Linked DNA regions of Homo sapiens: regions 2 and 3 are each linked to region 1. A link is a contact called in ENCODE Hi-C or POLR2A ChIA-PET data. All regions are on one chromosome and are shown on one strand. Each heading gives the region's core, a stretch centred on a gene start or an enhancer-like site at or near the end of the contact. The rest is flanking DNA. Distances are from core to core; before and after follow the strand shown. Region 1 holds the start of FGF7 (fibroblast growth factor 7). Region 2 holds the start of SHC4 (SHC adaptor protein 4). Region 3 overlaps ATP8B4 (ATPase phospholipid transporting 8B4 (putative)).

Region 1 (2,730 bases), core at 205-2,704:
TTTATTTAATTTTTTTTCCAAGAAGCAAAAGGAAGATGAGAAAACATATCACCTGAAAATTGATCCATTAACAGATTGCTAAGGTTCATGAGCAGTACTTAAAATTACTTACTGTAATTATTCTTCATCTCTTGGGTCCCTTTTACTTTGCCTCTTTTATCGATCCTCAGGTACCACTGTGTTCGACAGAAGAGTCTTCTCACTCTTATATCCCCTCCTTCCATGTAATCATAACTTCTTGTGTGTCGCTCAGGGCTGGAACAGTTCACATTTGTAGCCATTTGCTCTGGAGTCATGTCATTGCAAGCTAAAGATATAGTACCCACTAGACAGATAATGTGAAAGCATGATCTGTAGAGCAAAGTTGGCAGGATCCATGTCAGTATCCATTTGTGCATTATAGTGTAGTGCTCCGGGTGTTCATGAATAACATAATGAAAATGAATCTTGAGTTGATTGTTACTCCTAGGTCATTGACCTCTTCCTATCTGTGAATTGTAGATTGATTTAAGAAAGAGTAGTTGCTCTTTCCAAATTGTTAGCCTTATCCTTTTAGTTCCTGATAACAACACAGGATTCCTCCTTAAATAACTCTGTTGATAAATCCTCATAAAAACAGTTCGTAGTAAGTTCAGTTGCTGTGACGCTGTTTGCTATTTGACTTCTGTTTGCAATGAGAGATTAAGAATAGGGAGGGGAGGAGAGAGGAAGATAAAAAATTGTATGTGTAAATTTTAGTGGGTAAGTAGTAGCATTAGAATACAGTATAGGTTATTCTTTGAAGATACATTTAAAACAGCCTTCACAGAGGATGTCAAAATCTTTACCACTTTATGTGTAGATTTATAAAATTTATGCATGAGTAGAGACAAAACAGAATATGACTGTACCATTCATTCCAATTGCTATTTTGTGAGAACCATACTGCACTCAGAACTATTGATTTAAATTAAGTTTTTACAATTACTGCTAACAAAGTGTAACTGCTTTCTCCCTAGACTTCTTTATTATATGCTTTTACATTTGTGGTTAATCAATTATTTTCTCCTGAACTGCCCAGGTTTTTTAAGTTAAATGTCAGGATTGCTCTGGAGAACTTCAACCTTATCTTTATGTTCTACAGCATAATTACTATAGTTACATGGCTCAAAAATCTTGTAACTTTACTTTCCTGCTCAGTACTAAAATCAGAAAAAGAGATAAACTTTTAGAAAACATTCAGCATTGTTTTAAAAGACAAATAACAGTAACTTACTTGTTTTGTTGCTAACAGCTGGATATATAAGAATTCCATGTCTGTTGTCTGCCTGGTGCAACTTGAGCCTTTCTACTGTAGCTACAAACTATTTCTCAGCTGAAAAGTTCTCCAGCAGAATCATAATTGTTTCCATAAATCAACAGGCAGAAGGATTTTCTCTCTGTGTGTGAGCGCGTGTGTGCTTGTGTGTGTGTGTGAGCCTTTTATTCAGGGCTTTTCGATAAATACCTTTGCTGACCTCATTGGAAGCAATTAAAACTTAGCCAGTGAGCTGTTAGTTGAATACAACAGCGAGAATAAAAGGAGGCTTGTATAGTATTCAATGGTCATGAGAGGGAGCTATGAACATGTTTTATGCTTAAATCTACAAGTGGGTACCTACTTTGTAGAAACAGATCTCTGGTTCTGAAGCAGTTAGAAGGGGAAAGGGAATTTTTTAAACCTTCTTTGCAATATAGCAGTTGTATTATACTTGGAAAATTATTCATTTGAACATATATATAGGGTTTTTTAATACTTAGAAAATCTTTTCCATAGCTTTATGATACATGCATTTCTTCAATTACTTCTTTGTGCTCAGAATGTTAGAACAAAACTGGTATGTGTTAACTAACATATGAGTGCCTTAAAGCACTGTGTAGATAAGTTGAATATTATCACATCATACAGAGACAATTCATTGAATATGAATATAAGTACAATTTTTATGTATTATATTCCTAGGCTGAAAGTGAGAAGATCTAGATTCTTATTTGTGTTGGACCACTAATGACCAGTATGACTTCGGGCAAGTTACCTGCTGTTCCAGAGTCTCAGCTGCTACATTTGTAAAATTGGTGTATTGGTCTAATGCCTCTATGGTGCTTTACAATTCTGTGATCTGTGACTTATACTCACTACTAATATAAGGAACAGGGCACCTACTTTTAAAAGCTGTTATTCTTTAAAAAGGAGGAAATGGTTTCACATTGATTATCAGTGTTTGATTTTTGCCTCAATAAGAATATTGGAACAATAAATGTTAATTTAGAGATGGAATTATAATATGTATTGCTAAGGTAAATAAGTGAAAGCTATTTTACTTTCCAGCATGAGTTCTCTCCTTTACTTCCTGTTCTGTTATACATGAAGTAGTGCTCAAGTGTTGTATTAGATTCTTGGTGTAGAATAATTGTGTTGTCTATCTAAATCAGTATTAAGAAAGTATATTAAAATTATCTTTTTCATGTTATATACTCCTCAAAACACACACGCGTGCACGCGCGCGCGCGCGCACACACACACACACACACTCTCTCTCTCTCTCTCTCTCTCTCTATGTGAAATGCACTACTTTACCACCAGGTGGTGCATGTAGACCAAATAGGAAAAGGAAATTAAATCTACTCAACTGGATTATAGTTTATGTGATTTCTCTTTGTATCTGTCCCTTTAGGGAACAGAATGAAGAGCACAGAATAGTTCAGATGTAC
Region 2 (2,769 bases), core at 76-2,575, 460 kb after region 1:
TGGGCACTGTATGGAGCATTGGGCCTCGTAAGCCCTCATAACAACCCCATTAGATGGCTGCTGCCAACATATGAGGACATTCAGGCACGGAGAGGTAAAGTAACTTTCTAAAGGGAGCATATAATGAGGTCATCATAGCATAACAGAAGCAACACAGGGACCCAGGGACCCAGGGGAAGGCAGGAAAAATGAGAGGAAGAAAGCAGATGAGGAATGAGGAGGAATGAGAGGTAAATATTCTTGCCCAGAGCCTGTCTCCTCAGCCCCAGGGATGTGGGGTCCAACTGATTTAGCTACTTCCCTCAGTTTTGCCAGGAGGAGATGTAGGGCAGGGAAAAGGAGGTCAACAAGGATTGAAGGGAAGATTTATGAAGATGCAGAAAGGCCTTTCCAGGGAAAGAAATGTCTGAACAGGCTTGGCAGACAGGATGTGATGGGTGCTTTATTTCCCTGGGGGACCAGGGAGCTTGGGAGGAGGATGCCGCTTTCACTGGTCACTCTCAACCATTTAATTCAGAACCTGTGTTTGGATCCCAAGGGAGCTCAGGCTCCCAAAGTCATGAATATACATAAGCCTAATCCAGCATTAGGGACAATAAGATAATGAAGGTGGCACCCTTAATTCCTTTGGTTGCCAGTTTGTCTTAATTTTTTAATTAATGAACAATTTCAGATGTCAAAGCCTTGAGACACGGAGTAATGCAATCTTTTCTGAGAGTTCTTTATCTCTTCCTATGTGTGATTTCCACCCCACCCCGACACCCCACACCCCCAGTGTTTCAGCAGTTTCCTCTTCTCCATTCCTGAAGAACCTGCATTTCCTTTTCCCAGCTCTGGTTTTGGCTTCCTGTGTGCTAAGCCTTTGCAGTTGTCATCATGTCTTCAGGATGCATTTGATAGGTACAGGAAGTCGCACCAGACGGAAGATGGAACCAACAATCAATAAAAAAAGAACTATGTTTCTAAGAAAAATGCATCATGGCTTCCCACAGGAGTTGTGAACCATATGTCCTAATATCCCTGTAACAATGGGTCTAATTTTTAGCTCTTCTGCTCTGCCCTCCCGGCCATCTCAACAAGAAAGAAAATAGATCTTTTAACCTGCTGCTCCCCGGCTAATGATCTGTAGTAAAGATTGCCTTTCCTTTTAACTCATTCATCAGATACCACAAAATAAAATACGTCCCTCCTCTCCCGCTAGCTTTATTTCTCTCGGCTACTAGTTTAGTATATTTATGGTGTATGAGTCATCAAGCTGCCTCCTGATTGGATAAAAACCAAGCACCTCTGAGACCGTCAGTCAATTACAGCTATTCTCAGCTTCATTCACAGATTTATTAGCTTGCACACACACAGAGAAATTCATTCGGCAAAGTTCATTCATAAAAATTTCAACACGCTGCGTATCATCCTGCACATCTCAGCTTTCGGCTGCAAATGGGCTTCTGAAAAAAGCTCCGAGAGGAATCCAGGAGGGAGGGAAGCTCTGAGCGAGGGTAGGCAGGCTGGGAGGGGATCTGAGGAACACGGACCCATCACAAGTCAGTGAAACAATGCGGAGCAGCGCCCGTCAGTAGTACTCCTGGCTGGTGGCCCAGAACGGGATGCAAGACAAGATCTTCCAAGAGAGGGCAGCCTTTGGAATCAACGAACCCAGGCAAAAGGGCCTTTGGTTCATAGATACATTTTTTTTTCCTTTTTAAATGAACAATCACTGGAACAAATAAAGGGTTAATAGGCCAGTCATTTGCCCCGCCCTGTGAGAGCCGAAGGGAGCAGGTTCGAAAGTTCCTGTGTGCAGAACAGAAGGCTGGGGTGAGGGTGGGAGTCGGGTGCTAAATATTTCTACTAGGCTCCTGCAAGGCTAGTGATGCAGCGGGCCCCCCGACCGGCGCTCGCCCGGGTTCTGCGCCTAAGAGTTGGCCGTGAGCGACCCGCGCCGCCGGGAGCCTGGGTCTAGGCTCTCCCGACAAGGATTCCAAGGCGAGAACACTGGTGCCTCTGCCTGGGCCAGGGAGAGACTGAAATCAGAGCAGGGGAGGCGTTTCCCCCATGGGCTGTCACCCTTAAGGGGCCGGGAGCCGAGGTGGGCGAGCTCGAGAGCAGAGTTGGAGAGGTGGCTGCTGTGAGTTGCATCGGGCGTTGAGGTATCTGATGTCTGCACCGTTTATCTACCAGACGACGAGGCGATTTATGCAACAGTATCCTGTTTCAGCACTGCCAAGGCTATGCGAGAACGCGGCCAGGACAGCCTGGCAGGACTCGTGCTGTATGTAGGACTCTTCGGGCACCCCGGGATGCTGCACAGGGCCAAGTACAGCCGCTTTCGGAACGAGTCGATCACGTCCTTGGACGAAGGTAGCTCCGGAGGCTCGGTCGGGAACAAGGGCTCGCCGCAGCCTCCCCACCCCGCCCTGGCACCTCACCTGCCGACTGAAGATGCCACCTTGCCGTCGCAGGAGAGCCCCACCCCACTGTGCACCTTGATCCCCCGCATGGCAAGCATGAAGCTGGCCAACCCGGCCACTTTGCTGAGTCTGAAAAACTTTTGCCTGGGTACCAAAGAGGTGCCTCGGCTGAAGCTCCAGGAAAGCCGGGACCCAGGTTCCAGCGGCCCCTCTTCCCCAGAAACCAGTTTAAGTAGGTCCGGGACTGCACCTCCACCGCAGCAGGACCTGGTGGGACACAGGGCAACCGCCCTAACCCCTGATTCGTGCCCGCTTCCTGGCCCTGGGGAGCCAACACTTAGGAGCAGGCAGGACAGGCACT
Region 3 (2,739 bases), core at 85-2,584, 480 kb before region 1:
CCTTAAAACTGTCCCTCCAGCACTGTGTCTTAGTCCAACCTAGAGGCAGTCTGTGGCTGACTCTATGTGTAAACCAGCTTGGTGCAGTAGACCAAGAACTGTGAATATGAAGACGTAGGTTCCAGCCATGGATCTGTCGCTGGCTAATCAAGTGGCTAGAGGTCAGATAACTCAACTGTGGAAACAAACATAAGATGTCAGAGGCAGTCTGAACCCAGGTTTCCAGGTTCCAAGCTCAAAGCTCCAGCTTTCATATCAAAGTCCAGATTTTCTTCTTTTAAACAGGATGTCATGGTTTCAATCCATTTCCAACAGATCGATTTTTTTTTTTTTTTGAGACGGAGTTTTGCTCTTGTTGCCCAGGCTGGAGTGCAATGGCGCCATCTTGGCTCACTGCAACCTCCGCCTCCCAGGTTCAAGTGATTCTCCTGCCTCAGCCTCCCGAGTAGCTAGGATTACAGGCATGTGCCACCAAGCCTAGCTAATTTTGTATTTTTGGTAGAGATGGGGGTTTCTCTATGTTGTTCAGGCTGGTCTTGAACTCCTGACCTCAGGTGATCTGCCCGCCTCAGCCTCCCCAAATGCTGGGATTACAGGCATGAACCACTGTGCCTGGCCACAACAGATCAATTTAACCTTTCAATATAGAGTGCCTTAAGAGGACTGACTAAACGACTCTTTTTTCCAACCATCCTCTTTTCTTCTTTATAGGTTGTATGCAAGCCAGTATGTGCCTAACTATGCTTTGCTGTGCTTGTAGTGACATGGGGCTGTGAATGCCACAGTTGCCTCAACTGTTAATGCGATTCTGCATGCCAAGAATTGTAATAAACTGCCCTTCATTACGCAGCTTGGAAAAAACAGGCACTCTTTTGTTTTAGCATTTGTTATTTGTATTATGTGGTTAAGCATTGTGTGTACGCTTCAAAAATGTATAGCTCATAGTCATTGAAGGGAGTTATGTGTAGCTTTTTCCCTTCCTAATAAATCGTTTTTGTGAGAACCAGCTGGTGTTTGAAGAGCTAAATTCCAGGAAGAAAAAGAAATGACAGCTACAGAGCGTGGGCAAAGGTCTAAAAATATGAAAGCCCAATCTGGCCAAGAGACGTTGGCCTGTACAGAGAAAGTGCAGTGACAATTTCAGCAGAGCCAGAAAAACTGTCCCTTTTCTGCCTGGAAAAGGGTTCATGTGAGATGTTAGGAAGACAGTTTAAGGAGAAAAAAATCCTAAGTAAATAGAATTTCAGCCAATACTTTCATGAACTTCACCCTTCTTTGGAATGTTTTTACTCTCTAAGGGGAAAACAGATTGAGTCATTTATACAGCGAGTGAGAACTTTACTCAAAAGGAGTACTCAGGAGATGTTTTCCCTGTGGTGCTTTCTGAAGTCACAATTTATGAGCTCTGCAACATTGTCAGAGAAATGTTCATTTCCAAGGAACTTGTCTCCCTTGCTTTCTTTATTATTTGGCACTGTACATTTTCATGACTGTGAGGAGGATTCCCTGACATAGTTATCTGATGGGAAAGTCTGATCCTCTCACTTACAACAATGATTTTTCATGTCTGTTCTACTTCCCTCTCCCCTTTGTAACTCCCTAAATTTCACACATAGCACTCTGACTTTATACATCTTTTTCTTTGATTCTGCAAACTGATTGTTAAATGTGTGATATGATTCTTGGAACCATGTGACCTCTGGGTTCCTAAATGCAGATGTGATTTTGGTCTTGGACAGCAGAAGGAGATATTGAGCTAGAAGTTAATGTATCTTTTTGTATCATTTTTATTTTTAAACTTAGTATGTAAACAATTGGTGTTACATTTTCAAATAATTAGACAGCTGAGGGCTAAAACAGTTGTTTTGGTAAGTGGACATTCTCTTCTTTCAGAGGAGCCTCAGCATAAAACCATTTTAATAAATATTTTCTACACAGGATGAGTAATTTCATTTCGCCAAAAGACACAATATTCACTTTCTGGTCTTCTCTCACTCTCCATGTTCTCCTGAGTGCTCATTTTGTAAATGCCAGTTATGACCCATGCTGGATAGTTCTCTGGTCGTGGTTGAAGCTTCTGTAGGTTTGTCAGCTTGCCTTATGTTACTTCAAAGCCTGCACTCAACTGTTCTTGAAGAGGAATTTCCCTTCCTTTAAGGGCATCATCTTTCCATTTTGGAGAGAACAGTAGAATGCCACTTCTAAGTGTGCTATGTCACCATACAATCTTCCTCTTAGATGGCAGAGATGCATGGGATGTGAGCAGGATTGCTTTATAGCTACTGCTAATTAGATCTAGAGCATTTGGAGGGCGTTTCCATTTGGAACAACCCTCTATATTTTGGTGTCTAGTTTTTTTCCTAGAAGATTTATTCTATTTTTTAAGCTGAATACAATTTTTGCTTAAAATGTTCTATCCTATTATAATGGCTATGCCAATTCAGTAAGTACCATCATTTTTCTTCTTGTTAAATTTTTTTTAAAAAATATGTTTCTCAGAGGACTATTTTAAGCTGGATCGTATTACATTGTACCTCAAATTGATGAATTTATTTTATATATAGATGTCCTGGAATTCCTAGAAGATTTCATCAATTGTCTTTAGTCTTGTGCTTTCCATTATTTAACAGCATGCCTGCCAGATAGTGGTTCTTAAGCCCTTGAAGCTCAGACAGTCTTAAGTACCAAATCTATCAAGATCCCCTAGTTCAAACACAGCTCAAGATGGTGATTTAGCTT

What was found. A loop is a pair of places that touch in the nucleus more often than their neighbours do. ChIA-PET counts read pairs that join two places held with the same protein, here RNA polymerase II (POLR2A). Pooled maps may share reads with other maps.
Region 2: a loop to region 1 is called in a map of mammary epithelial cell, with 11 times the contacts of the local background. The contact joins the promoter of SHC4 here to the promoter of FGF7 in region 1. A Hi-C loop is called at or near these places in 2 of 168 maps with a recorded cell type or tissue (K562 and mammary epithelial cell), 2 of 37 single-sample maps with no recorded cell type and 10 of 50 pooled maps.
Region 3: a map of IMR-90 shows a loop between it and region 1 (11-fold over the local background). The contact joins the enhancer-like site here to the promoter of FGF7 in region 1. A Hi-C loop is called at or near these places in 6 of 168 maps with a recorded cell type or tissue (IMR-90, MCF 10A, esophagus muscularis mucosa and 3 more) and 11 of 50 pooled maps. POLR2A ChIA-PET finds 5 or more read pairs at or near these places in 2 of 52 experiments (AG04450 and activated T-cell).

The regions. Positions count from the first base shown.
Region 1 is chr15:49,421,966-49,424,695 of GRCh38, reverse strand. It overlaps FGF7 (fibroblast growth factor 7), which reads right to left and starts at 1,454. Exons shown (of 4, transcript NM_002009.4): 1 at 1,256-1,454; 2 at 113-664. The coding sequence starts at 398. All of the region lies in intron 11 of FAM227B (family with sequence similarity 227 member B), which reads left to right.
Region 2 is chr15:48,962,475-48,965,243 of GRCh38, reverse strand. It overlaps SHC4 (SHC adaptor protein 4), which reads left to right and starts at 1,325. Exons shown (of 12, transcript NM_203349.4): 1 at 1,325-2,769. The coding sequence starts at 2,229. RefSeq lists enhancers at 1,847-2,348, 2,349-2,769.
Region 3 is chr15:49,901,491-49,904,229 of GRCh38, reverse strand. All of the region lies in intron 20 of ATP8B4 (ATPase phospholipid transporting 8B4 (putative)), which reads left to right. Among named protein-coding and RNA genes, the nearest start is that of ATP8B4, 220 kb to the left of the region's middle. Within about 2 kb of position 1,334, at least 4 of the 41 ENCODE cell types and tissues checked have a DNase peak (open chromatin) inside an H3K27ac peak, as active enhancers do; they include IMR-90, where a contact is called at or near this core.